Linked DNA regions of Homo sapiens: region 2 is linked to region 1. The links are chromatin loops, found by intact Hi-C in ENCODE. Cell type or tissue: endothelial cell of umbilical vein. All regions are shown on one strand. Each heading gives the region's core, and the rest is flanking DNA. Links, peaks and the distances in the headings are about the cores only.

Region 1 (15,638 bases), core at 2,727-10,726:
GAGCGAGACTCCATCTCAAAAAAAAAAAAAATATATATATATATATATGTATATATGTGAGAGAATTGTTAAATCTCTCACAAAAGTAAAGAATGAAAACAGAGATTCTATTGAGAGGGTATTTTGAACTATCAAATTGCCAAGAATCTGAGAGCTTGGTAACATGTTATGTTCATGAGCATAAGGGGAAACAGGTACTCTTACGAATTGTTGATTAGAGTATAAAAGTGTAAAATGCACACAGACACAAACTTTTTGATATTCCACACCTAGGAACTCATCATATACATATACACAAATGCAAAGTGGCATGTGTATAACGTAATTTATTTAGTCACTGTTTGTTTTAGCAAAGGATCACAAATCACCTACGTATTTATTGGCAGGAGACTGCTTGTGTAAATTATGGTCCAGATGCTATAGTTTGGATGTTTTGTGCCCTCAAACCTAATGTTGGAGATGGGGACTAGTGGGAGGTTTTTGGGTCATGGGGGCAAATCTCTCATGAATAGATTAACTCTCTTCCTTGGGGAAAAGAATGAGTGACTTCTCACTCTGCTAGTACCCATGAGAGCTGGTTATTAAAAAGAGCTTGGCACCTCCCCTCTCTTTTCCTTTTGTTTCTGCTCTTGCCATGTGATCTGTGCATACATTGGTTCTCCATTGCCTTCTGCCATGACTGGAAGTAGCCTGAGGCCCTCACCAGAAGCTGAGCAGATGGCGGTAGCATGCTTCTTGTCCAGCCTGAGGAATCGTGAACCAAATTAAACTCTTTAAGTTATAAATTACCCAGTATTAGGTATTCCTTTATAGCAACACTAAATGGACTATGATACCAACCAATTAAATACCATAGAGCACTAGAAAAGATTGAGGGAATCCTTTACACACTAATATATAATAATCTCAAAGATATATATTTTACTGATAAAAGGAAAGAACATTATATATAATTTAGCATTTATATAAAATTAGGGAAAACATTAACTTAGACTTGATTATAGTCATAGCATATTTCTGTATTTCTAAAAAGAAGGAAACTGGTAACCTTATATACCTCTACTAAGGGGAAGTAGATTATTGGTGTATAGGAGTGGAAGAAACTATATAATTTATTTGTGACTTATAAATTTTAAATCATGTGGCCATATTCTTCAAGCAAAAAATAAAATATAAAAATCAAAGAGTTGGTAGAACCCCGTATATATTTTTTTCAATTTTTAATAAGATCAAAATTTTGTACCATGGGATAGAGGCTGTATTCCAAATACTAAAGGTAAAATACAACTACTACATTAATCATAATGTTGATTATTTTCATTGGTAGAGTAAGATAATTATTAATGCAATACGAAGCAAAAGTAAAGCAATTAGAATGAATGACATTCTTAAAATTTTGCTTTAAATGCATTAAAATTTGAAATATAGACTTTGAGTTTCAAGAGACAAATGATTTTTACAAATGGGAGGAAATGGGGATAAATACATGAAAATACAGATCATCCATTTGCCCTGTGAACATTTTCACCCTTATATTAAATAGCATGGAGTCTTATATTCAGGATTTGGAATTGAACTTGCGTCTACTAACACTAATGTTCAGTGTAAGTATACACTATATGTTGAAGGTTAGGTTTTCACTCTTGTATTTATAAAGTATGATCAAAGCCCCAAAAAGAATTTCTAAAATTTTAAATATCCATATGTATTAGTCTGTTCTGACGCTGCTGATAAAGACATACCTGAGACTGGGCAATTTACAAAAAAAAAAGAGGGTTAATTGGACTTACAGTTCCATGTGGCTGGGGAAGCCTCCCAATCACGGCAGAAGGCAAGGAGGAGCAACTTATGTCTTACATGGATGGCAGCAGGCAAGGAGAGAGGGCTTGAGCAGGGAAACTCCCCCTTAAAGAACCATCAGATCTCGTGAGACTTATTCACTATCATGAGAACAGCATGGGAAAGACTTGCCCCCATGATTTAATCACCATCCACTAGGTTTCTCCCACAAAATGTGGGAATTCAAGATGAGATTTGGGTGGGGACACAGCCAAACCATATCACCATATAACAAGTGATATAACTTTGTCTTTAGATAACCCAGTAAGTTTTCTAAATTGTGTGTGTATATGTGTGTGTGTGTGATTTTAAATGTCTAATGCCTGGGAAACATACAACAATAATTAATCTATTCTGTACTTCAACGGAGGGGGATCCTACAATATAAGGCAAAATTATTACACCTTATGATATTCCTCCATTTAAATGTCTTCAGCACAATAGAGCAATAAAGAAAATGTCTTGTAAGCAATGTAAATTTTCAGGCCCCACTCCCTGACCTACTGAATTAGTGACTCTGGGAGCAGTAGAAATAAGTATTTTAACAAGACTTCCCAGTGATTACAGTTTGAAAACTACCATTTTAATTTAATGGGAAGAATCAGTATTAAGTATCACCTAAGACAATATTATTTTTTGGCATGAGACCAAACTAAAATAATAAATATCTCTTCAAAACTTTATTGCCAAGTTTGAAATATGATGTTTGAATTGAAACTATATATCTGTATCACATAAATTAATTATATATATATTATTTATTATATAAACACACATGGTACATATATATATATATATATATATATATAAAATTACATAGGCTATTTTAGAAGCAGAAGTTCTCTAACCTGGAGTCTATATATTTCCATATAACTATTTTTCTCTACAATTTTATGTATAATAGTTTATGCACTAAAGTCACCCTATTTTGAATATTTGTTCAAATTGTGGAGATCAATTACCATGGAATGCACACTGAGGCATACGATGAGGCATTCAAGAAAATTGAGACTTCTAAAATCTACCACGGTTTTGGAATCCAACACAGCTATGTCCAATGCCTCTTTAATCAATAATAATTTTAAAACACCATCTCTTCGTTTGAAAGAAGCAATTTACCTTCATCATGCTTCACACATACACAAACACACACACACATACACGTGTGCATAAGTTTCTTTAAAAATTTTAACTATGAAGACTAATAAATACTAAAATATTATAGCATGATATTTAAAATAGGGGCATTTTAAAAAGAGATATTTATCAGGTTCCTCTTTTTCATACTAAATTACTATTGAAATGTTCTCTCATTTCTATCTCTGCAATTTATTTTAACCCAGTCATCTCTCTTTTATTCTTTCCTAAACTTTTTGCACTTTACACAGAGTGTTTCTTTTCTCATTATCTGAAATCCCTGATCCCTGTGTCAACGCACTCCTAAATTATTCTAAACCATCTAAATGACTTCCTTAATCACAGGTCTGGTCCTGGTTTTCGTGGGTTCTTCATTAGTTCCTAGCTATTTATGGAATAGAGGTAACAATCATGCTTTTAGATATGGAAGGGACTTTATTCAATCTGCTTCATTTTACATGAAACTGAGACCCAGATAGGTTACAAAAGTTCCTGGGGTCAACTCAACAAATTATTGTTAGGGGAGCACTAGAGCACTCAGTCAACTGATCTCAATTGGCAATAGCATCTTAAATTTTAATCCAAGACTTTGAAGTTTCAGATTATAATCTAAAGCACATCTTCCCATATTTCCTTTCATAAGCCTTATGTATGGATTTATGGAATTATTTACTATTTCCTATACATACCCCAGGTTTACTCACCTCATGCTCATGCTCTTTTTCTCTGCTTAGAAATTCCTTTGTTCCTCTCAATTTTTGAAAATACGTATCTCTAGTATTAAAGGTCCATCTCATATGTCACCTCCTCCATTGAATCATTTGAGATCTCCAAATTATAAGTGGTCTCTTTTCTGAGACCTCTCATTACCCTTAAGCAAAGGTCATAATATTTTCTATCTCACATGAGTACTTAATATATGTATTCCGGCCGGGTGCGGTGGCTCACGCCTGCAATCCCAGCACTTTGGGAGGCTGAGGCGGACAGATCACAAGGTCAGGAGATCAAGACCATCCTGGCTAACACGGTGAAACCCCGTCTTTATTAAAAATACAAAAAAAAAAAAAAAGCCGGGCGTGGTGGCAGGCGCCTGTAGTCCCAGCTACTCGGGAGGCTGAGGCAGGAGAATGGTGTGAACCCGGGAGGCAGAGCTTGAAGTGAGCAGAGATCGCCCCACTGCACTCCAGCCTGGGTGACAGGGCGAGACTCCGTCTCAAAAAAAAAAAAAAAAAAAAAAAAAAAAAAAAAATATATATATATATATATATATATATATTCCATTCCTCTCTTGAACTATTCTTGAAAGATTTTTTTGTCTGATTCATATCTATAACCAACATAGAGCCTAACAGAGTGTGTTAGGCATAGTATTATCTGTTAAATGAGGATTTAAATTAATGAATCAAAGCACTTTCTCCAATTTTAATGAACATAATTGATATAGTACAGCTATATTGTCTAAAACTGGGAGGTTCTTATATACTTTTGGGGACTACTGAATAGTGCTCAGGTACGATGATTTTTTAGGATTTTGGAGAGCTCTTCTGAAAGTGTTCTATCCATAAAAATCTTGCTACTTAACATTATAAAATAATCTGTAATAAACACTATATCAAAGCATTACCAAAAAAATTCTGAAGCTGAAGCTTAGGACAAACTCACTTTAGAATATATTTACCTGTGATCTTGAAGTACCACCTGGTTTACCTTTAAAATTAACATTGTTTTCTTGTGTGGAGTCAGGGTAAGGGCTGGTGGACACCATCGCAAAACACAGCGTTGTTGCTGGAAAAATTGGTTCTCTATTCTAACAACTAAATATTACAACAAAGAACAAACTCAACTTCAACAAAATGTAGGCTGAATTTAATAACTCAGATGATCAAGTTCAGAGTCAGAATGGGAGGGCATAGATACAAGGAGTGGAAAAATTCCTGACAATTTTTTCTTGGTATCTAATAGGAGCTCTGTCTCCTGTATAAATTTTTATTCCTATGATTTTGTAGAGGTTCTGTTCTTCTAACCAAATTCAGATGAAGGCAATAGTTGAATCAAGGCAGGTTTGCTCAAGAGTACTCTTCTCTATATTACATTTTTAAATGTTGCATATATTATATCTTATATTATGTTCCATATCATTTTTAAAATTTTACTTATACCTTTTACAGGCTCATTAGTGATATTACCCATGTATTCCCATCCCCAGTAAAACAAAATTAATTGTAATGAGTAAGACTTGTATACATTATACAAGTAAAAAATTAATAGGAAATAGAGTTTTGTAAGCAATATGGTGGAATAGGAAGGCCCAGACCCTCATTTCTCCCATGGAGACACTAATTCAACAACAGTACATGAAACCAATTTTCTGTGTAAGAAATCCAGAAACTAGTTAAGAGATTTCTGCAACCCAGAAGAACATGAAACAAAACATGTGGCACCCTGTCATCATAGCCCCTCCCTTCATTATAGTACCACATGGTCAAAAAGAAACTCCTAGCTCCAGATTCTCCTTGAGGAAGGAAAGAGAAAACTTGACACTATCTTCTTATGTTATGACTTTTCAGGGGTCTGTCAAAGGGACTGGTGGCTGTTTCATCGGTCTTAGAGCAATGAAGCGACCCAGCATATTCTAGATGCTTGGAGGTTGTTGAGAACCGAAAAGAAACTGGTGATATGTTGCTTCTCCAGAGGAACACTGGTACAGCTGACAGGGTGATACAGCTCAGAAGCATTTTCCTTAGAAAGAAGGAGAAGACTGGAGCATGTGCACAACACTGTAGCTTTTCAGGAGGCTGCCGGAAAGGCTGATTTCTGTCTTGCCTGTCTTAGAACGCACACAGGACCTGGACTACTCTAAATGCCTAGGGGCTGCTGAGACTTGAAAAGAGCTGGGTGGTGTGCCGCTGCCTTAGTGGACCTGCAGTACAGCAAATAGACACCAGAGGGAGCACGAGATTACAAGCTCTTGAAATACGAATTCTGCAAATTGCTCTAAAGGAATCTACATGCGCAGAGAAGATACATCCACAGGAGAGGTCTGACAAGCCCCCAGAATTTCTAGTTGGGTGATTGGTGAAGGTTTTCCCTGTACAAAGCCAGTTTGTAAATAATGTTAGAGGTGTTTGCTTTTTTCAAATGCAAGGATAACAACACAAAGTTGTGAAGAATATAAAGAGGGAAAACGGCTCAACCAAGAAACAAAATGAATCTACAGAAATTGATCCTAAAGAGACAGAGGTATAAGATTACCAAACAAATAACTCAGAATAATCGTCATAAAGATGCTCAATGAAGTCCAGAAAATGATTCATCAACAAAATAAAATTTAAACCAAGAGATAAAAGGTATTTTTTAAATCAGTAATTTTACAGCTGAAAAATGCAAAAATTGAACTGAAAAAATTAGTAGAGGGGCTAAATAGAAGACTTGATTAAGTAGAATAGAAACAATGAGTAAACTTGTAGATAAGTCATTTGAAATGATCCAGTCAGAACTTGAAGACAGGTCATTTGAGAAAAAAAAAACAGAAAAGAAGAAGGAAAAATAGGGAAGAAAGCCTAAGGAGCTTATGGGACACCATTAAACACACCAAAATATGAATTATGGGTGTCTCAGAAAGAGAAAAGAGAGAGAAGGGAAAGAAAGCTTACATAAAGAAAATATGATTGAAAACTGCCAAAATCTGGAGAAGAAAATAAACATCAGATTCAAGAAGTCCAATAAATTTCATATAGGATGAAACCCAAAAGACCACAACAAGGTACATTATAATCACATTGTCAAAACTTAAAGACAGAGAATTTTTAATGCAGCATCACTAAAGTAATGGAGAAGGGAACCCCATAAGATAATTTGTGGATTTCTCAAAAGAAATCGTATAGGGCAGAAAAGAGTGAGATGTTTTATTAAAGTGCGAATGACAAAAACTGCCAACTATTGAAATGGTATCCAGCATAACTGTTGTTCAAAAATAAAGAAGAGAAAAAGACTTGACCAATAAAGAAAAGGTGAGCTAGTTCACCAACACTAGACCTGCCTTGAAAGACCGCTAAATTGAATCCTGTAAGTTAAAATGAACAAATGCTAAACAGCAAGATGAAAGTATAAAGCTCACTGGTAAAGGTAAATATACACACAAATGAGAATATTCTAATACTGTAAAGTTGGGGAATAAATCACATTTTAATAATTTTTAAAAATAGTTTTAATTATCATGGATACATAATCATTGTAATTATTTAAGGGGTACATGTGATATTTTTGAAGTCCAAAGATAAGGTACAAAATAACAATAAATATAAAATACGTTAATGTATGCATAATAAAAAAGAATATTTGTGACGATAACATAAAATGGGTGGGGTATGTAGAAGAACAGAGTTCTTGTATGTGCTTGATGTTAAACTGTCATCATCTTAAAACAGGTTGTTTATAACTACACAATATTATGTGTAAGCCTCGTGGTAATCATAAAGAAAATACCTATAGAATATACACAAAGAAAAATAAGAAAATAAAAGCCTGTCTCTAAAAAAACAAACAAAAAACACAAAATACCCCCAAATACAAGGGAATGTAGCAAGAGAAGAAAGCAGGAACAAAAGAGCCACAAGACAGACAGAAAACAACTAAACAGCAATAGTAAGCCTTTCCTTATCAATAATTACTTTAAATGTAAAAGACGTAAACTCACCAATCAAAATACACAGAGCAGCTGAATGAATTAAAACAACAGAAGAAGAAGACACTGCATACAAATGATTCACAATAGATTTAAGTACATATAGGCTGAAAGTGAAGGGATGGAAAAGATATTTCATGCAAATGGTAAAGAAAACAGAGCAGGAGTGGCCATACATTTATAAGAAGAAATAGACTTTAAGTTAAAAAATGGTCACAAGAGACAAAGAAGGACATTATATAATGATAAAAGGTCAGTTATCTAAGAAGAAATAACATTAATAATTTTATATTTATATATATTTATGCACACACACATATAAATACATGTACCACACATACACACACACGTACATATAAATACACACACCCAACACCAGAGCACTTAAATGTATAAAGCAAACACTGACAGAACTGAAGAAAGAAATAAGTTACAATAGTAAGACATTTCATTAACCCACATTCAATAAAGGGTAGAACGACCATGCAGAAGATCTAGAAGGAAACATAGGACATAAGCAACACTATGGAGTAAATGGACCTAACAATATATACACAACATTCACCAAACAGCAGCAGGATACATTCTCCTGAAGAGCACATGGAACATTCTCCAGGATAGATCCTAAGTTAGGCCACAGAAAAAGACTTAACAAATTTAAGAAGATTGAAATCATACCAAGTTTTTTCCGAATAAATGGAATAAAATTAGAAATCAACAGAAGGAAGGAAAACTGGGAAATTCACACATATATGGAAATTAAATAACAGTTTTGAATAGCCAATGGATTAAAGCATAAATCAAAAGGGAAATTAGAAAATATGTTGAGACATATGAAAATAAAAATACAACCTACCAAAACCTACGGGATGCAGTAAAAGCAGTACTAAGTGGGACTTTCATAGCAATAAATGACAACATTAAAATAATAGAAAATATCTCAAATAAACAATCTAACTCTATACCTCAAATATTATAAAAAGAAGATCAACCTAAGCCAAAAATTAGTATAAGGAACAAAATACTTAATAAAGCTGAAATAAACAAAATGGAGAATAGAAAACTGACAGAAAAAAATTAAATTATCACAAGAGTTGTTTTTCTTAAAATATTAATAAAAGTAACTTCGAGCTAGACTTAAAAAAAAAAAACAGGCAGAAGACACAAAATCCAAAATGAGAGAGGAAACATTACAACCATTGCCCAGAAATATGAAAGAATCATAAGAGACTATTGTGAACAATTATATACCAATAAATGAATAACTTGGAAGAAATAGATAAATTCATAGAACATACAAGCTACCAGACTGAATCATGAGGGAATGGAAAATGTAAACAGATAAGTTAGTAAGAAGATTGAATCAGAAATCCTAAAATTTCCAATAAAGAAAATCCCAGGACAAGATGGCTTCACTCCTGAATTCTACCAAACATTTAAGAATTAAAGCCGATCCTTCTCAAACTCTTCAAAAAATCGGAGAAAAGCAAACACTGCAAATTTGTCGTTGACTCCAGAACTTCCCTAATACCAAAGCCAGATGAAGACCCTACAAGAAAACTACAGACCAATATCCCTAATGAATATACATCAAAAAAATCCTCATCAAAATACTAGCAATCAGAATTTAATCACATTAAAATGACGACACATCATGACTACACGGGATTTTACGTGGGATGCAAGGATGAGTCAACATATGAAAGTCAATGAATATGACAAACCACATTAAGAGTACAAGGAATAGGCTGGGCACGGTGGCTCACGCCTATAATCCCAACACTTTGGGAGGCTGAGGTGGGTGGATCATGAGGTCAAGGGTTCAAGACCAGCCTGGCCAACATAGTGAAACCCTGTCTCTACTACAAATACAAAAAAAAGTTAGCCAAGCATGTGGCAGGCACCTGTAATTCCAGCTACTCGGGAGGCTGAGGCAGGAGAATCGCTTGAACCTGGGAGGCAGAGGCTGCAGTGAGCAGAGATTGCGCCACTGCACTCCAACCTGGGCACAGTGTGAGACTCTGCCTCAACAACAAAAAAAGAGTACAAAGAATAAAAATCACATGATTATCTGAATATATGTTGAAAAAGCATTTGACAGAATTCAACATTGTTTCATGATAAAACACTCTCAGCAAACTAGAAATAGGAGAAAATTACCTTACTCTAATACAAGCCATATATGAAAAAACCCACAGGTAACATCATATACAAAGGTGAAAATCGGAAAGCTTTTCCTCTGTCTTTAAGAACAAGGCAAAGGTACCCACTCTAACCACTTCTGTTCAACATAGGACTGAAAATCCTAGACAGAGCAATTAAGCAAGAGAAAGAAATAAAAGACATCAAAATCAGAAAAAAAAAAAACAAGTAAAGTTGTCTGTTCTTGGATGACATGATCTTATATATAGAAAATGCTAAAGATTCTACACACAAGAAAACTCAGAAGTAATGAACAAATCCCGCAAAATTGATAGAAACAAAACCAACACTGAAAAATCAGTTGTGTTTTTGTTTGTTTGGTTTTTTGGTTTTTGTTTTTTTTTTTAGATGGAGTTTCGCTCTTGTTGCCCAGGCTGGAGTGTAACGGCACGATCTTGGCTCACTGCAACCTCCGCCTCCCAGGTTCAAGCGATTCTCCTGCCTTAGTCTCCCGAGTAGCTGGGACTACAGGTGTGCACCACTATGCCCAGTTAATTTTGTATTTTTAGTAAAAGTGGGGTTTCACCATGTTGGCCAGGCTAGTCTCGAACTCCTGACCTCGGGTGATCCACCTGCCTCGGCATCCCAAAGTGCTGGGATTACAGGCGTGAGCCACCGTGCCTGGCCTAAACATCAGGTGTGTTTCTATATAGTAATGATGACTAATCAAAAAAAGGAAATTGAGAAAAATGACCTCATGTACATTAGTATCAAAAACAAAAAATACTTAATAAATTTAAGCAGGGAGATGAAAGATTTGCACACTGAAAACAACAAAACACTGACGAAAGAAATTGAAGAAGACACAAATAAATGGAAATAAATTCTGTGTTCATGGATTTGAAGACTGAATATTAAAATGTTCATACTACCCAAAACAATGTACAAATTCAATGCAGTCCTTATTACAATGAATAGCATTTTAAAAAGAAATAGGAAAAAAAAGACATATGAAACCACAAAGAACCCTGAATAGACACATTTTGAAAAAGAAGAACAAAATTAGAGGCCTCATATTTTATGGTTCCAAACATCATAAAACTACAGTTATCAAAACAATATGGTAATGATGTAAAGATAGACCCATAGATCAATGGAACATAATAGACAGCCCACAGGTATACGTTCAACTCACGTTTGACAAGAGTGCCAAGACTACAGAATGTGGAAAGAATAATCCCTTTCCACATAAGAATAAACAGTGACAGGAATTGTGGATATTCACATGCAAACTAACGATTTTGAACTATGGTGTTGCATTGTACACAAATATTAAATCAAAATGGATTAAAGAATTAAACATAAGACCTGAAATTGTAGAACTCCTAGTAGAAACCTAGGGGGAAGGTGTCAAGCCATTGGTCTTGGCAATGATTTCTTGCATGTGATATCAAAATCACAGGCAATAAAACCAAAAATAGACAAATAGGACTACATCAAATTAAAAAGCTTCTGCCCAGCAAAGGAAACACTCAACAGAGGAAAGGCAGTCTTTGGAATGGGAGAAAATATTTGCAAACTATATATCTGATAAGGACTTAATATGCAAATTTTATAGGCAACTCTTTCAACTCAATAGCAAAAAAAGGAAGAAAAAGAAAAAGAAAGAAAGAAAAGAAAAGAAAAGATTAAAAAGTGGGCAAAGGACTTGAGTAGACACTTCTCCAAAGAAGACATAAAAATGGTCACCAGGTGTAGGAAAGGGTGCTCAACACCAGGAATCATCCAGGAAATACAGGTCAAAGTCACAATGAACTATCATCTCACACCTTTTAGGATGGCCATTGTAAAACAAAAACAAAATTCAACTGTTGGCAAAGATGTGGAGAAACTGCAGCCATTACACACTGTTGGTGGGAATGTAAAATGATACAGCTCTTATAGAAAAACAGTACGGATATCCCCAAAAAGATAAAAAGAGAACTATAATGTGGTCCAGCAATGGCACATATGGGCAGTGTTCCAAAAGAATTTAAATTGGGATCTTGAAGTGATCCCTGCACTTCCATGTTCATTGCAGCATTATTCATAGTAGTCAAGAGGTGGAAATAACTTAAATGTCTATGGACCAATAAACGGATAAAGAACACATGGTATATACATACAATGGAATATTATCCAGCCATAACAGGAAGAAAATCTTGTCATATGCTACAACATTCATGAATTTTGAGGAAATTATGCTAAGTGAAATAAGCCAGACACAGAAATGCAAATACTGCATGATTCCATTTATATGAAGTACCTAAAATAGTCAAACTCAATGAAGGAGAAAGTAGAATTGTGGTTGCTATGGGCCAGGGGAGGGGAAATCAGGAGTTGCTTTTCAAAGGGTATAAAGTTTCAGTCAAGCAAAATAAAAATGTTATAGAAATCAGCTGTGCAATATTGTGTTTATAGTTAACAAGACTGTACTGTGTGTATAAAAATTTGTAAAGTGAGTAGATCTCATATGCTTAACACAATAAAAATATTTAAAAAATAATAGGAAATAAAGCCCAGTAATAGCCTTACTACTAAAATAAGTGGTAGCATGTGCCTGTCATGCGTGCCTGTCACATCTTCTTCTACCCTAAGACTTTGGTTAGTATAAAAAAATTCAACTTCTACAGTAACAGATCTTTCTCTGGGAAGTTCATTTTAGCCATTTCCTCATAAATCCCAAACAAGTATTCTTTCTAGTTCACTGACACTTCAGTGATGATGGCAAACAGATGAAACTCAGCACTTAAAAAATTAGATGTGTGGAAACACAATTAAAGTGATAGTCATTGACTACAATAATAAATAATGTTAAGTATCACAACTTCACCTAAAACAAGTGTGTGTTCTTGCAGATGCCTAAGAAGGTTTAACATGAGTTGCTCCCCAAAATAAAAAATTTTTAAAAAAGAGTGACTCCTTCTCCTTTCTCTTGAGAGAGTCTTAGAGTTATGACAGTGTCGTCAGCCACCTTTTCTTCCTGTTTAAATGACTGGCAAGGATCAGATGCTCACTACAGAATCGTGTTATTTTTCAAATAAAATCTAAAACTAAAATACTGCACTTCCCTTAAAAATGCTATACGATATGAACTTTAAAGTAGTTTTTTCCAATTCTGTGAAGAAAGTCATTGGTAGCTTGATGGGGATGGCATTGAATCTGTAAATTACCTTGGGCAGTATGGCCATTTTCACAATATTGATTCTTCCTACCCATGAGCATGGAATGTTCTTCCATTTGTTTGTATCCTCTTTTATTTCATTGAGCAGTGGTTTGTAGTTCTCCTTGAAGAGGTCCTTCACATCCCTTGTAAGTTGGAATCCCAGGTATTTTATTCTCTTTGTACCAATTGTGAATGGAGTTCACTCATGATTTGCCTCTCTGTTTGTCTGTTATTGGTGTATAAGAATGCTTGTGATTTTTGCACATTGATTTTGTATCCTGAGACTTTGCTGAAGTTGCCTATCAGCTTAAGGAGATTTTGGGCTGAGACGATGGGGTTTTCTAAATATACAGTCATGTCATCTGCAAACAGGGACAATTTGACTTCCTTTTTTCCTAATGGAATATCCTTTATTTCCTTCTCCTGCCTGATTGCCCTGGCCAGAACTTCCAACACTATGTTGAATAGGAGTGGTGAGAGAGGGCATCCCTGTCTTGTGCCAGTTTTCAAAGGGAATGCTCCCAGTTTTTGCCCATTCAGTATGATATTGGCTGTGGGTTTGTCATAGATAGCTCCTATTATTTTGAGATATTTCCCATCCATACCTAATTTACTGAGAGTTTATAGCATGAAGAGTTGTTGAATTTTGTCAAAGGCCTTTTCTATATCTATTGATGTAATCATGTGGTTTTTGTCGTTTTCTGTTTATATGCTGGATTATGTTTATTGATTTGCAAAAGAGCCTGCATTGCCAAGTCAATCCTAAGCCAAAAGAACAAAGCTGGTGGCATCATGCTACCTGACTTCAAACTATACTACAAGGCTACAGTAACCAAAACAGCATGGTACTGGTACCAAAACAGAGATATAGATCAATGGAACAGAACAGAGCCCTCAGAAATAACGCCGCATATCTACAACTATCTGATCTTTGACAAACCTGACAAAAACAAGCAATGGGGAAAGGATTCCCTATTTAATAAATGGTGCTGGGTAAACTGGCTAGCCATATGTAGAAAGCTGAAAATGGATCCCTTCCTTACACCTTATACAAAAAATTAATTCAAGATGGATTAAAGACTTAAACGTTAGACCTAAAACCATAAAAACCCTAGAAGAAAACCTAGGCAATACCATTCAGGACATAGGCATGGGCAAGTACTTCATGTCTAAAACACCAAAAGCAATAGCAACAAAAGACAAAATTGACAAATGGGATCTAATTAAACTAAAGAGCTTCTGCACAGCAAAAGAAACTACCATCAGAGTGAACAGGCAACCTACAGAATGGGAGAAAATTTTTGCAATCTACTCATCTGACAAAGGGTTAATATCCAGAATCTACAATGAACTCAAACAAATTTACAAGAAAAAAACAAACAACCCCATCAACAAGTGGGGGAAGGACATGAACAGACACTTCTCAAAAGAAGACATTTATACAGCCAATAGACACATGAAAACATGCTAATCATCACTGGCCATCAGAGAAATGCAAATCAAAACCACAATGAGATACCATCTCACACCAGTTAGAATGGCGATCATTCAAAAGTCAGGAAACAACAGGTGCTGGAGAGGATGTGGAGAAATAGGAACACTTTTACACTGTTGGTGGGACTGTAAACTAGTTCAACCATTGTGGAAGTCAGTGTGGCAATTCCTCAGGGATCTAGAACTAGAAATACCATTTGACCCAGCCATCCCATTACTGGGTATATATCCAAAGGATTATAAATCATACTGCTATAAAAACACATGCACATGTATGTTTATTGAGGCACTATTCACAATAGCAAAGACTTGGAACCAACCCAAATGTCCAACAATGATAGACTGGATTAAGAAAATGTGGCACATATGCACCATGGAATACTATGCAGCCATAAAATATGATGAGTTCATGTCCTTTGTAGGAACATGGATGAAGCTGGAAACCATCATTCTCAGCAAACTATCGCAAGGACAAAAAACCAAACACCGCATGTTCTCACTCATAGGTGGGAATTGAACAATGAAAACACATAGACACAGGAAGAGGAACATCACACACTGTGGACTGTTGTGGGGTGGGGGGAGGGGGGAGGGATAGCATCAGGAGATATACCTAATGTTAAATGACGAGTTAATGGGTGCAGCACACCAACATGGCACATGTATACATACGTAACAAACCTGCACGTTGTGCACATGTACCCTAAAACTTAAAGTATAAGAAAAAATGCTACATGATAGGAATGAAAATCGGTTGATATAGGGTGATCACAAATTACTAATTTTTACTTTTACCATTCTGTTTTCCCCTCCTATTGTAGTAGCATTTTTTGTATTACAAATGGAAAGTAGAAGGTAATAATATTCCTGAAACAAAACATAGTGAAAATCATCTGAAGAATAAACAAAACGAAGAGAAAAAAATAAAGACAATGCCACAAGTAGTCGAAATTAAACAGGAGTCCTTGAAGGTGTATATATTTTTGAAGATATTTTTCATAATGTGCTTAAACTTAATTGGGGAGGTAGTGTGGTGCAGAGGAAAGAATGCACACTGCAGAATCTTGCCATTTTCTATCTGTCAGACCTTAGACAATCCAACTAATTTTCATATCTTCACAGAATAGGAATATTGTC
Region 2 (15,638 bases), core at 5,057-13,056, 870 kb after region 1:
ATACTGTGTGTCAGACTTTGTGTTAGGAGTGTTCACGTTTATTGTCTTGCTTAATCCTTACAGCAATAAAAGAATCTAATGATTTAAGATAAGAATATAGAGGTTTAATAATAAAGAGAATAAAATAAGTCTTAGGAAAAAGCAGAAATACTTTAGAACTTTCCACCCAATCTCATTCACAAGTAACTTTGTGATAATTACTGTAAAGGCAGAATGGTTTGAATACCAAGACCTCTGACTGTAGACATTCCTATTGCAGGCAACATTTTAAAAATTTCATTCGATGGATCTCATGATCTAGTAGTAAAATTGCTATGCAGCGTTTTAAACACAAAACTATAAATACTTTATGAATTATCTAAGAAATTTTCAAATTTAATTTCTACTATATGTGATTTTTTGGTCACCCCATCTCTGCAAGGTAACATGCAAATCTGTCACATATGTATACTTCCTGTAATTAGGACAACTAAGATTCCCACTTCCATACAGTGACATTGATTCATAACCTTTTTCTATAACAAAACAATGGCACTTTTTACATAATACCACAGTTATAACATAAGTGTGAGGAGGTAACTCTGTTACCTCCTCAAATATTTTTCTACTCCCACTAGCAGCCGCAGATAGAAATCCTATAAAACACAGTATTTTAAAAGAGACAAAGTGACAGCTAATATACCATAAATAAGGGGAGTCCATCTGTATAGAGGACCAAATATAACTTTCTGTCTGACACATTCCCACTACTCAGCCCTTCTGCAAATGCAGAGACAAGTTACTTGTTTCAGTCTTTAAAAAATGTGTCATTAACCCAGAAGCTTTGCCCTGTTCTTTTGCCTCCAATCTGCTTTATCACCATTTGCATAATTAGTCCATCTGAGTACTACTTTGTTGCCTGTACCCCCAGATCTATTCTACCAATGCCAGCAGGAGGACCAGAAGGGGCTCAAGGAATCATGCACTCTATCATTTTATAAAAGGAGAAGCTCTGGTTCTTAATTGATCATTACAGCAGTTACAGATGAAGGGATTGAACCCAACTGTGTGTTAACATTGTCAAAGGAACATGTAACTAGATTCTACCAGGAAAATTCAACAAAAGTTTAGCCTTTCCATTTTTAACTGTGGCTACAATTTTCAATGCAGTATTTTCAGGACAAAAATGTAGTCCCTAAAAAATGTTCTCCTCCTGTGTTGAGGGCTACAGAAATGAGTACTTTCAGAATATAGCAAATTTTACAGATGGCATCATGAAATACCGTATTTTCTCTTTCTTTTCATGCTATACTATGCTTGCCTCTTACTTACCTTACTGATCCTCTTTTATTTCTTTCTATTAACGTCTGTTCTATGGTTTCTTTTTATCCTGACAGTGTTTTGATATCTCCTAACTCAAAATTTTTGGCTAGTTCTCCTAACTTCTGTTCTTAGCTCTCTTCTCTAATGTAATATTTCTATAGTTGAGTCCACCAGTAATGACAGCCATGTTCAACAATTCTGAAACACAGCTGGGCGTGGTGGCTCATGCCTGTAATCCCAGCACTTTGGGAGGCCAATATAGGTAGATCACCTGAGGTCAGGAGTTCAAAACCAGCCTGACCAACCTGGTGAAACCCTGTCTCTACTAAAAATACAAAAAATTAGCCAGGAATGGTGGCAAACACCTGTAATCCCAGGTACTTGAGAAGCTGAGGCAGGAGAATCACTTGAACACTGGAGGTGGAGGTTGCAGTCAGCCAAAATTGCACAATTGCCCTCTGAAAATTGTTTCCATAGCCTTATAATCTGGGAGAAGCTGAGGTTAAAAAGTTTAAGAACATAATAATTAAGGTTAATAAATCTGGATAGGGTTAAACTTCAGCTCCATCACTTACTAAATATGTTTTAATTTCCTCTTACATAAAATGAGGATATGGCAACATAATTCATGTGATTATTGCAAAGATCCCATTAAAAATATTTGTAAAGCACTGAACACAGTGCTTGGCACATAGTGTTTACAGAATTTGAGGGCAAGTAACTTGATAAGTTTTGGATGGGTCCCCACTAAAATCTCATATTGAATTGTAGTTCCCATAATCCTTACATGTCATGGGAGGGACCTGGTGGGAGGTAATTGAATCATGGGGGTAGTTACCACCATGCAGTTCTCGTGATAGTGATTCTCATGAGATCTGATGGTTTTATAAAGGGCTTTTCCTCCACTTTGCTTTGCGCTTCTCCTTGCTGCTGCCATGTGAAGAAGGATGTGTTTGCTTCCCCTTCTGCCATGATTGTAAGTTTCCTGAGGCCTCCCCAGCCCTGCAGAACTGTGAGCCAATTAAACCTCTTTCTTTTATAAATTACCTAGTCTCAGGTATTTCTTCATAGCATCATGGGAATGGAACTAGTATAGTAAATTAGTACTGGGTAGTGGGGTGCTGCTATAATCATACCTGAAAATGTGTAAGAAACTTTGGAACTGGGTGACAGGCAAAGATTGGAACAGTTTGGAAGGTTCAGAAGAAGACAGAAAGATGTGGGAAAGTTTAGAACTTCCTAGAGACATGTTGAATGGCCTTCACCAAAATGCTGATAGTGATATGGACAATGAAGTCCAGGCTGAGGTGGTCTCAGATGGAGATGAGGAACTTGTTGGGAACTGGACTAAAGTCTCTTTGCTATGCAAAGTCTGGGATGCAGGGCATGAAGTCAATGCAAAGAGACTGGCAGCATTTTGCTTCTGCCTTAGAGATCTGTGGAAATTTGAACTTGAGAGAGATGATGTAGGGTATCTGGCAGAAGAAATTTCTAAGCGGCAAAATGTTCAAGAGGAAGCAGAGCATAAAAGCTTGTAAAATTTGCAGCCTGATGATGTGAAAGAGAAAAAAACAATTTTCTGTGGAGAAACTCAAGCTGGCTGCCGAAATTTGCATAAGTAATGAGGAGCCGAATGCTAATCACCAAGACAGTGGAGAAAATGTCTCCAGGGCATGCCGGAGGCCTTCACAGCCATCTATCCCATCACAGGCCTGGAGGCCTAGGAGGGAAAAAATGGCTTTGTGGGCCAGGCCAAAGGCTCTCCCGCTGTGTGCAGCCTTGGGACTTCAGGCCCTGCATCAGCTGCTTCAGCTCCTACTATGGCTAAAAGTGGCCAGTGTACAGCTTGGGCCATTGCGGTAGACGGTGCAAGCCCCATGCCTTGGCAGCTTACATGTGGTGTTGGTCTTGCTGGTGCACAGATGTCAAGAATTGAGGTTTGGGAACCTCCACCTAGATTTCCCAGGATGTATGGAAACACCTGGATGTCCAGGCAGAAGTTTGCTGCAGGCACAGAGCCCTCGAGGAGAACCTCTGCTAGGGCAGTGCAGAAGGGAAATGTGGGGTCAGAACTCCTAGACAGAGTCCCCACTGGGGTACTGCGTAGTGGAGCTGTGAGAAGATGGCCACCATCCTGCAGAACCCGGAGTGGTAGATCCACTGACAGTTTGTACCATGTGCCTGGAAAAGCCCCAGACACTCAATATCAGCCTGTGAAAGCAGCTGGGAGAGGTGCTGTACTCTGCAAAATCACAGGGTGGAGCTGCCTAAGGCCACAGAAGACCACTTCTTGCATCAGCATGAGCTGGATGTGAGACATGGAGTCAAAGGAGATCATTTTTAAGCCTTTATGATTTGACTGCTCTGCTGGATTTTGGACTTTCATGGGGCCTGTAGCCCTTTCATTTTGGCCAATTTATCCCACTTGAAATGGGTATATTTACCCAATGCCTATACTCTCATTGTATCTAGGAAGTAACTAACTTGCTTTTGATTTTACAGGCTCATAGGTGGAAGGTACTTGCCTTGTCTCAGATGAGAGTTTGGACTTGGACTTTGGGGTTAATGCTGGAATGAGCTAAGACTTTGGGGGACTGCTGGAAGGGCATGATTGTGTTTTGAAATGTGACGACATGAGATTTGGGAAGGGCCAGGGGCAGAATGATATGGTTTGGCTGTGACCACCCCCCCCAAATCTTATCTTGAATTGTAGCTTGCATTATCCCCATGTGTCATGGGAGGGACCCAGTGGGAGGTAATTGAATCATGGGGGTGGTTATTTCAATGCTGTTCTCATGATAGTGAGTGAGTTCTCATGAGATCTGGTGATTTCATAAAGGGCTTTTCTCTTTTTACTCAGCACTTCTCCTTGCTGCTACCATGTGAAGAAGAATGTGTTTTCTTCCCCTTCTGCCATGATTGTAAGTTTCCTGAGGCCTCCCCAGCCCTGTAGAACTGTGAGTCAATTAAACCTCTTTCCTTTATAAATTACCCAGTCTCAGGTATTTCTTTATAGCAGCCATGAGAACAGACTAATACATAACTCTTGTGAATTTTGAAATTCAGTTAAAGAAATGTTTCACTGCCTGAAATAAAGTGGCTCTCTCTGCCATCTAAACTTTTAAATTACTTAGTACTACTGGAATATAACAGAAGATTCATGCCTTTAACAGGGATGAAGCAGGAGAAATCAGTCAGAGGAAAGGAGGGTTGGTAAACTTGATCTTTGCCATCTGTTCAAATTGCACTGAGTATAGTGAATCTTTTTAACAGAAGTCATTTTTCATCTACTGTATGTGGCTTTGGCAAAAGTAGTTTATTATTGTTTTAGCTTTACACCATAGACCCAAGATATGAATAGTGGGAAGGAAATATTATTACAGCTTGGTTCCCCTGTATTCTCTAGAAGATCACTAGAATATTGATTTCCTTTTGGCCTGATTCACTGTACAATGGTTTTATATGGGTGGGTTGTAAGAAACAAGAATTTATATATATATATATATATATATATATATACACACACACACACACACACACACACACACACACACGCACACACACACACATATATGCATATATAATTATACACATACAATTTCCTGTCTGTTTATTATCCATAATAAACACCTATTTTTATTATTTCAAAATAAATTACATTGAGATTTCTTGATTTGCCTGGAGAAATAAGGACAAGGTGCCTAGCTAAAATTAGAATTAAATGACTGGATTTTAGAGACAGGAATACGAGCTTGACTAGGTCCCAACTTACACTATATTCAATTTAAAAATCTAAGAAATGGCAAAAGCAATTCAACACATTTCTAGAAATTAAATGGTAAAGCCTAAGAGTGAAGGCTGAAACAATGCTACTGAATTAAGCTGCTGCAATCATTATGTACCTGTGGTTCCCAATTTTAATGTATTTTCACTGCATCAGGAAAACTTCCAGAAGACTAATAAAGGTGTTAAGAAGTAAAGCTAACTCCGACATACAGTCTCCCTGGCAATATATTTTTGTATTTTGTTTTGTTGTAATGCTGGTGACACTCCAGTTTGGTGCAGCCACAGGAACTGACATTTTCCAATCACTCTGGCATTTACAGCCCCCTCTTCACTCCGCATCCCACTGGGATCCTCCTCCTCAGAACTCACCGGCAAGGCTCGGCCTGCCTTCGCCACTGCCAGTCTTGTTTCATTTTGGTTTGATGAGTGGAGGTGCAGAGAGGGTGAGAGTGTTGTAACTAAGGACAGAAGTGAATGATAGCACATTTGTATTACGCAGCCACCCTTTTCTATTCCCAACTGAAGATCACCCTTAGGGATATGTGGTTTAAAAAGTAGCTGAGAGAAATAGCCAAAGGAAGAGGAAAATGGATGCGAGAAAGAACGTGAAACGAGCCTTCATACCACTCTCACTCCAGTCTCCCTTTCCTCTATTGCAGTTTTTCTCTTCTCTATGCTGATTTTTACTCCTCAGACAACTCTATTCCAGATTCCTTGTTTCTTCATTTGTGAAGCTCATCTTCATCTCTGCATGTCCTTGTCTCTGTCTTACTCGAAGCCAATCTCAGGGCCATGCCCCTATACATGTTTTTATTAATCCACCCTGAGTAATATGGTTGGTAAAATTCAAAGTGATCAAAAATGCCCTTTGGGATTGCATATATAATGTGAATTCCCTTGCTACTTTATATGACTACATGAGAAAGTTTGAACTCTCTGAAATAATGATAGGGCACTATAAAATGCACGGCGTTATTAATATAATCATATTTTTTCATGTTATAAGTACCAGAAATAGCAGGTGTCTGTATTCTGCTAACAAGCTCTGTAGCTACACATGCTGACATACTGGGAGTTCTAGAGGCAGTTCTAAATAAGTATAAAAATGCAACAAATGGCAAACCATTTATTAATCTCTTTAAGCTAAATTTTTTTCAAGTTATTTTTACAGTATCTTTTAAAACAAAATCCCATATGAAAGTAAATAAATTCTAAAAATTATAAAGCCTAGAATTTCACAGCATTGCCCAAATAGTTATGAGCTTTGTCCATATGTCAGTAGAGTTACAGTAAACTTAGTGATTAAGTTTTTCACTCAACACATTTCCAATAATTGCTTTTTCTGGATAGTGCACTGTACTAAATCCTATGGGAGATACACAAATACATAAACAATAGTCCTTATGCTCTAGAATTTTAAAGTTTGGTTATAATGGAAAGCGTATAGTCAAATAAACCCACAGATGAATGTCAAATAAATGAAGCACATAATGTATAGTATAGGAATTTAGAGTAGGAACAAATCCTTTTTGGAGAAAATGATTGTAGAAGTTAAAAGGAGCAGACAGCATTTAAACTGGACACTGAAATAAAATTCTACTTGGCAGAAAATTGAAGAGGTGATTAAAATAGCAATAACAACAGCAATTTTAATAATAATAACAACAAAGCAATCATGATGAAGTTCATTTTTGGAGCATGTCCTATATAATAATTTCAATGTTAACCCTTTATCTGTCTTATTTCATTTAATATTCAAAACAACCCGATGAGCTAGGAACTATCATTATGCTATTTTCAAAGATGAGGAAATTTGAACTTAGGGGAATAAAACAATTGGTCAAGAATATAGGGAATATAAATAAAAAGACCATAGTTTGAAAATAGGCTATTGTACAACATTCAAGCAAATGTACTGGTTCCAGTCTGTTTGTCTTAGATTCATTCATTGTTCTTTCTTGTCTCTATTTTGTGTCACATGATAGCAGACCCATACATGCAGCTTACTTTTTACCAGATTCAGCCAAATAGAGACACTGATGGGATATGACGGGTTAGAAAGAAGCTAAGAGATTTCTCTCCATTGTCTCTCTACTTTGGTTACCTCTTCCAGCAGCCACTGTGTAACCTCCCTGGCTCTACTATGTGTGAGACAAAACACGTATGGTCCAGTATTGACCAGGTTATCTGGCCCTGGGCTCCCTCACAATCTTCTCCTTAACTGTCCAGTATAGGAGTTGATTGAAGTAGATTCCTGTTCTTGCTAATCCCTCCATTATCCTGCTAGCCCTTCTTTACTTCTCAGCAATTTCATCACTGGTGCTACTAATTTCCACTATCAAACTCCCATTTGTAGAGACTTGATGTGATTTCTATTTTATTTTTATCTATGAGCAGGTACAATAAAATAAAATTTCAAAATATATTTAATAGAAAGGACACAAGCAAAGATTTCAAAGTGAGGAAATAGTAGCCACATTTACAAAGCTAATGGACTAGTTTTATTGGAGTAGGGAACTCAGGAAGTGGAATTCTGAGAATGAGTTTTGAAGGTACAAGATGGTGGATGAGTTTGAATGGTGGGGTTTATGCAACAGGAAATACAGAGTGATTCAAAGTTTGGAAAGAGTAATCTGAAATTCAGCAGTATGGGTTTGGTGAAGGAATGATGTCAAAGAAAAACTGCACCAAATTGAGTAAACGGGCAAGGAAGAATATTGCAACAGGAGTCAAGATGATTACAAAAGGAAGAGAGATTGCACTCAACTCTGCTGATGTAGAAAAATGGGAGAGATGTTAAGTGCCAAAGATAGCTAGTGGAAAAGAACTGGAGGACCTCAGGGAGGAAGTTGGTCAATGTGATTAGGCCATCTGTGTGTGCTAATTGATGCTTATCTAAGTTAGGCTCCTACCCTCCCACAGAGACTGAAAATAGGGGTGCTATCTTTCTTGATGTTTACATTTCAAAGGGATGGCTTCCAGGTCCTTGAGAAAGACATTCCTGGGTTATAAAAGTCAGAAGACGCTGGGGGATTTATATCTCAGAGGGGCAAAGAATTTACAATTGTACTTTTTCTAAAGTAAATGCCTTAAGAAAAGAAAGGTCAGGGACCTACAGTCAAGAAGAAACCTGTCTAAAATTTAGTCAAGCTGAGGAGAACATTAAGGACATCTTGATCAGTGAATAAAATTAAGGAGACCAGTAGAAGGTCATATAAGGTCATAATCTAAAGGTGTAGCAGAGAAAATGTGTAAAAATAATCAACAGAAATTGTCTGCTGGTTAGATATAGGTCAGGAAGAATAAGAAAGGGCAAATACAAGGTAAACTCAACTATTTTTCTCAGAGGGATGTGGCTTTAATATAAATGAAATAAGTGGAAATAATAACCCATTGGTATAAGGGGAAAGCCAATTGAATGGATGACCAATTCGAATTACTAGATTGATAATAGTCATTAACCAGTCGAGGACTAGCAAACCTCCAACAACATTTATTAGATGTATTTCTGTCTGAGAGAATGGAGAAATATTAATTATTTAAATGTAACCACTACTTTGTTTCCATGTGGTTTTTAAAAACATATTTTGAAGACAAATAATGGGAAAGTAATATGTATCACTAAAACCTTGAAGTGAATAACATAATTTGATCCTATTTTTATCTTTCTCTAGGTAAAGGAGAAAAAAAAAAAGATAGGGACGAAATAAACAAGAATGAGGTGATGTTTGCCCACATTGTGGGTCAATGTTTTCATATATTTATCTCATGTAATTCTCAAACAACCATGAAGCATGAAGAAGATATTATCTACCCTATCTTCAGATTAAACTTTGTTTACAAGGTAACAACCAATTGCAGAGCTGCCTTTGAATCTAAGTCTACCGAACTTCAAGATCTATACTCTGTTTGCTACAACAAGGTGCTTGGGATAAGTAGACTTCAATGAGCAGAGAAATTGATTGGAACTTGCATGAAATGATGACAAGTTTTTCTGATCAAAGGCCTTTGCTCTGCTAATGCATCAAATTACAGGTGGTTTCCTCACAAACACTCAATTTTTGCAGAGCTATTCACACTTCAGGTGAAAGTATATTTTTTTTTCAAGGATTAACCATTATTATTGGCTTTTCATATGTTAACTAAATCCATGCTGTTGTTGGAGGCAGTGCTACAGTTTGATGTGCTTGTTTGCCATGATGCAACTTGGTCGCCCTCTGGAGGCTATTTTTAGGATTGACTAGCAAGTCTTAATTTTGAAGAAAGGTCTTAACAATTTAACAACTCATTTTAAAGGTGTGGAAATTATGTATATATCATACTTAATTTTAAAGTTTCAAAGCATTGGGTCCAAAATATTGAGAGACTATTTTAAAATGTTCAATTTAACATTTTATGGCACAGAATATTTGGAATTTCACTTTCCCTTTGGAAATACAGATGGTCATGATTCCCTTTTCATCATGGAAAATCTATCTATACTGGGGTTCTTTTTTTCTTCCCCACTAAGAACACAAGGGCAATTAGCTCTATATAATAAAAAATAAACTATATGATATAATATTTTTCACTTTATTGGAAACAAAATCTGTGGTTTTAGGTACAGAAACCCATCTCTATATTTCCAGATTATTTGTATTTTCCTTTCTACCAGAGACAAAAGATGACAGCTTACAAAGATCTTTCTAAACAGAATGTCTTGAAGGATAAAAATGTTTTGTTCCCTAGTTCGTTCTTTTCAGTTTTTTTGTTGAAAGAGTATTATTCCAGTTAGTGAAAAATATACAGGCAAAGTGTTTTCCATATATTTATGACAGCTGCCATGACTTAGCTATAACTATTTTTCACAAAGTAAGCAGTTATGAGTTGCAACTTTAAACCTAGTGATTCTTTATTTGATTAAATGAATGTCAGCTTTTAAACAAATGAGCAGATGGAGAAGTCAGCCTCAGTCACTATTTGGAGTACATCATACAACCAGAGTTGTATAAAAGTCCTGTAACATGAATTTGTTATGGAGGTCTCTCCAGTCTCCTGAGACCATTTCACACTGTTTCTCACTGTGACTTTATATTCCATTGCTAAATGTTTTAGTGCAGTGTTTGAGACCCTGAAATATTTATTTTTTTAATTTTTAAATTTTATTTATTTATTTATTTATTTATTTATTTTTTGAGACGGAGTCTGGCTCTGTCACCCAGGCTGGAGTGCAGTGGCACGATCTCGGCTCACTGCAAACTCCACCTCCCGGGTTCATGCCATTCTCCTGCCTCAGCCTCCCGAGTAGCTGGGACTACAGGTGCTCGCCACCATGCCCGGCTCTTTTTTTTTGTATTTTTAATAGAGATGGGGTTTCACCGTGTTAGCCAGGATGGTCTCGATCTCTTGACCTCGTGATCCGCCCGCCTCAGCCTCCCAAAGTGCTGGGATTACAGGCGTGAGCCACCGCGCCTAGCCGACCCTGAAATATTTAACAAGACAAATACATAATGCTTACTACATGGCTTCCTTATATCACTCCTCAGTTATTTCCTTGTAACAACTGGACACAGCCCCAGGGCCCTATCCAGCAGAAAGGTGGTGTCAAGCACTGCGTGTTGTATTCTATGATCTTTGGCCCTCCAATTGCCTTTTAGCCACTTTCTTGACACCTCAACACATGTTCCAGCAGAACATTTCTTAAGGCACAGACTTTTAGGGAGTCTTGAATCCATGCTGGAAATGGAGAGGGGAGAATGGAGGAAGAGAAGGGAAAAATACAGGAAAGACAAACACAAATATTTTTTATAAATCTTTCAGCCACAAAAATTATAGGCACCATGCAGAGCAAGTGGGGAAATTTAGATTCATGCATTAATTTACCAATTAGAATGACAGATAAGAGTGAATAAAGAAGTATCTAAGAGGTAAATTGGATAGGATTGGCAATTGATAGGATATAGTGGATGATGAGAGAGGGTGAAGTCAAAGTTAATGGCTAGACTTCTGGTTTATATAACTGAATGAATGGTGCCACCATACACTAAGACAAACAAAGATGGAGCAGGACAGATTAGAGGTTGCGGGAGAGCATGCATATGTTGAGTTTTATGTTTATTTAAAATAAACAGGTTGAGATGTTAAATAGGTACTGGATATACAGAATTTAAAACTGAGGTCTTGGATACAGCAGGTCCTCAAATAACGAAGTTTAATTTAACATCATTTAGTCATAAAGTTGATGAGAAAAAAAAATTAACTCCCACCTGAGGCCACAGTCTACGTGGAGTTTGCACATTTTCCCCATGTCTGTGTGGGTTTTGGCCTCATACTCTGGTTGCTTCCCACATCCCAAAGCTGTGCACATTAGCTGAATTGGCATGTCTACATGGTTCCAGTTTGAGTGAGTATGAGTGTGTGAGTGAGTGTGACCTACGATTGGATGGCTTCCCTGCCAGGGCTGGTTTTTGCCTGGAACCCTGAGATGCTGGGATAGGTTCCCATCACCCACCATTCTGAAATGAAATAAGCAGGATGGAAAATGAATGAATGAATGAATGAATGAGTACAAATTATTGTCAAGTAAAAATTTGTTAAGTACATGACAATCCTACAAATGCACATTTATTATCATGCCAAAAGTGCTCAGGGAGCATGCTATATTTCCTATTATTTGTTTTTGAACTTTATGGTACAAGGGGGTACTCCTGAAAATTTTCACTTTGCAAACATTTATTTCATAATTTAACCCATCACTGCTGTGACTGCCATCATTCACTGATTCACCAAAAAAAAAAAAAAAAAAAAAGTGGATCACTAACTATCTTACTTGATTTTATCAATTTAACTTAAATGTATGTGTAGCTCACATTTATTTCAATGTTTAATATTAGAAGTGTTTTTGTTTTTTATTTATAAGTTTGGTGATGGTTTTGTTACCAAAAATAGTCCATTAGAACTTATCTCTTATTTATATCTACTAGCCTATGGAAAAATTGGTTTCATTATGCATAGTTTTGCTTAAAGTCAGAGTTTTCAAAAATCTATCCACAATGTTAAAAGAGGACTTATTGTACATGTATGTCCAATTTTCATGGGGGTGGAAATTAAAGCTGTGGAAAGAATTTATATTTCCATAAAATATCTTGATAATTTTATAGAAACCCACATATTTTATGCTACTAAAGTGAGAGAATATAATAGTCTAGAATTGAATTTTGAAAAATTTCAACACTTAATGTTTGGAAAGAAGATGTATCTGCAAAAGAGATGGAGATTGAGCAACCACAGAGATAAGCGAAAACCAGGAGAGTCTTAGCCCAAGGAAAATTAAACTTAAAAGAGGGAAGCAAATTCTACTTACAGATCAAGTAACTATAAGATTGTATCTTTTAGTTTATTGAGGACATAGAGCCCCAAGGCCCAAGCCAACAAGAATAGGAGATCGAGACCATCCTTGCCAACATGGTAAAACCCTGTCTCTACCAAAAATACAAAAAATTAAGCTGGGCGTGGTGGCACGTGCCTGTAGTCCCAGCTACTCGGGAGGCTGAAGCAGGAGAATTGCTTGAACCCGGGAGGTGGAGGTTGCAGTGAGCCGAGATTGCGCCACTGTACTCCAGCCTGGCAACAGAGCAAGACTCCATCTCAGGAAAAAAAAAAAAAAAAAAAAAAAAAAAAAAGAAGATAATATCTACCCATTGCTTCTATGAACTTGGAAATTAGTAATAAACTGTTTTTTATTGGAGTGGTAAAGGCTGGATTCTGTTAGAAGTAGACTAAAGAATGAGTAGGTGATGAAGTGAAGATACTGAATACAGAAAAAAACATTTCTTAGGAATTGAAAAATTATGGTTTTGAAAAAGAGGAGAGGGGAAAGATAATCAAAGCAGAGGATGTGTGGAAAAATGGTGAGTTTGATTTTGCATTTCTTCTTTGTTTTATTCTTCTTTTTAACCGTTTTTTCCCTAATTTGGAAGATGTTTTAATGCTAATGGAAGGGTGAGAAAAATATATTAAATAATATAAGGATTCTGAGAAGGTAGAAGTAGATGTAATCCAAAGCAGGATTGAAGAAATTGCCTTTAGTATAAACAGGGCTTTTGTTCTATTAAATGACCAAAGGGGATAAAGATGGGAGCAGAGCTGGTAAATGCATTATGTTCACTAACAGAAAATTTCCTCTCTAATGTCTTTTATTTTCTTTTCTGTGAATTAGAAGAGATTATCTCCTGATAGTACAGCAAATGGTGGGAATATAGACAGTTAAAGATAGTGTGGAATGATAGAAAAACACATTGTAAAGAATGTAATGACTGTTCCTGATAAACGAAGCAGAATTAAAGGTCAATATTGAAGGATCTTTGATGTCACTGATCATGAATTTATAAAGGAAACAATCTAAACCTTTATGTAATTTTCTCAGGTAGCCTTTTAAAGGTAGAGGTCAAAAAAAGTGAAAGCAGTGGTTTCGGGTTTATCCATGTTTGGATACAATGAAAAGACACTAGAGCAAGGGAGTTTAGAATACAATCAGAAATAATAGGCATTGGAATCTAAAATAATAAGGAAGGATGTAAAGGCAATATTAGGAGAAAATAAAGAAGAAAATAGACTTGTTTCAAAGTACAATCATGGTACAGCTGCGATTTGAACAACTAAACTGGAATGTGAGAAGTTTGTTTCAAGGGCACGCTTGTGTTAATGATTTGGGAGGTGGAACTGTATAATTTTTGTTTGTTTTTGTTTTAAGACCATGTCTCCATCCCTTTTCTCTGATTTTTATTGTAGAGGATAGCCTCACAAAATTGAATTTTCCAGTATGCCTTGACAATAAGCTTCCCATTAGGTTTGACCAAAGGGAAGCACTGATGAGATAATGGAAGGAGGGAATAAAGGAGAACACAGAATGCCCTCCTTTTTTAATTTTTTTTTTTTTGAGATAGGATCTTACTCTGTGCCCAGGCTGGAGTGTAGTGGTGTGATCATGGCTCACTGCAGCCTTGACTCCCTGGTTTCAAGTGATCCTCCTGCCTCAGCCTCCCAAGTAACTGGGACTACAGGTGCATGCCATCATAGTTTTGTTTCGTTTTGTTTTCACTTTTTGTAGAGACAGGGTCTCACTATGTTGCCCAGGATGGTCTTGAATTCATGGCCTCAAGCGATCCTCCCACCTTGGCCTCTCAAAGTACTGGATTACAGGCATGAGCCACTACGCCCGGCTTGCCCTCCTTCCTTGAGGGGCATAGACATCTACATCTGAGGCTTTGTCTCCTTCATGGGTACAATTCCTGTTAGAGATTTTCTCCCTCTATATTACCAGAATCACCAGCACCCATTCCAATTTTGCTTAGGGAATTCCCTCTTGCCAAACTCTGAGTAGCCTCCTTATCCCCATTTTGACTCTTTCGCTTTGCCAATCTTTGAAAAGAAAAGGTTATTGTATTAAAATGTGCTTTCTAAACTTCCTGAAGCAGACCATCCGTCCTTCCTGAACTCTAATTGATTAGTCCCAGGAAACAAACCTTCAAAATAAGACTACAGAATTGTTGTTTATCTCTTTGAGCTTGAATGTAGTAATGACCTCAGTACCAATGTAAAGAAAACAAGCACTTCTTCCAACCAGTGGAAGCATGATTATTTAAGTTACCACCAGTGTTTGTTTTGGATAAATTGCCAGTCAAATAAAATCCTTTTGGAGGTCAAGTGTCTACTGTGTTCATTGTGGTAATAATATCTATAAGCACTGTGGGGTACATTAGCTGCTTCTGACAACACCAGAGAGCTTACAAGATGCAAATGATAAGTTGAGTGTTAAACCTCTCAGATCAACGCATGGGAAGAGACATAGACAGCCCCTATGAGGGACTTAAATGTTTCTCAGGTTTTGTAGCCATAGAGCAGACATGGCTGAGGATCAAGCTTCAAATCTAAATTTGTGGGTTGCAGAATTAAAATAAAAGCTCAATGCCCATCTTTGTATTGAGTCTCATAGATTAACATCAGGACATCGATCAAGAAAAAATTCAGTATTAAAGATTTAAGGTAAGGACAGGCAGGCAGACTAAGATTAATATGAAAACTTTTACCTTAAAACTTCCTGACGTTTCCTTGACAGTGAAAACAAACCTTCATCTCCCAACCCCAGTCTGAGGAAATTCAGCAATGTCTTTTGCTAAACATACTTCTAAAGACCTTTTCTGGAGTACTTAATTTTCAAAGAGTGTCTACTTTTCTCAAGACCCACTCACATTAGCACTTATTTTTTCCCAGCCTGTAACTATTCAGAGAGGAGAAAGAAAAAGAAATCTGTCAAGCAGACAGTTGGGATGGGTCCTTGGTAAAACTCCTTCAAACAGAAAAACACCCAGAAAAATCAAAGCTACAGGCACAGATAGAGCAGCCTGGGGAAAAATCAAGTTACAGTTGCACTAATAAGGGAGCAAGGCCCAACATAGAAACGTCTCTGTTCTTTGTGTAATCAGTGGGATCCCAGGAAAAAGTTTCCTCCCTTTTTCAGGCATGTACATGGTGGGCTCCATGGGAACTTGCACAGGGGGGTGGGGGCTTAC

What was found. Peaks named below come from ENCODE experiments on the same cell type or tissue, not always from the same donor. Only the 100,000 strongest peaks of a DNase experiment are listed, where the experiment ranks them.
Region 2: it touches region 1 in a loop (21-fold over the local background); 53 of 110 quality-filtered maps call a loop at or near these places.

What each region holds. Positions count from the first base shown.
Region 1 is chrX:33,428,783-33,444,420 of GRCh38, forward strand. No RefSeq gene overlaps it. Among named protein-coding and RNA genes, the nearest start is that of DMD, 230 kb to the left of the region's middle. In endothelial cell of umbilical vein, for the core only: a CTCF peak has its summit at 5,911 (motif pointing right); a DNase peak (open chromatin) is centred at 5,919.
Region 2 is chrX:34,291,780-34,307,417 of GRCh38, forward strand. No RefSeq gene overlaps it. Among named protein-coding and RNA genes, the nearest start is that of FAM47A, 170 kb to the left of the region's middle. In endothelial cell of umbilical vein, for the core only: no CTCF peak of the experiment used is centred there; a DNase peak (open chromatin) is centred at 9,302.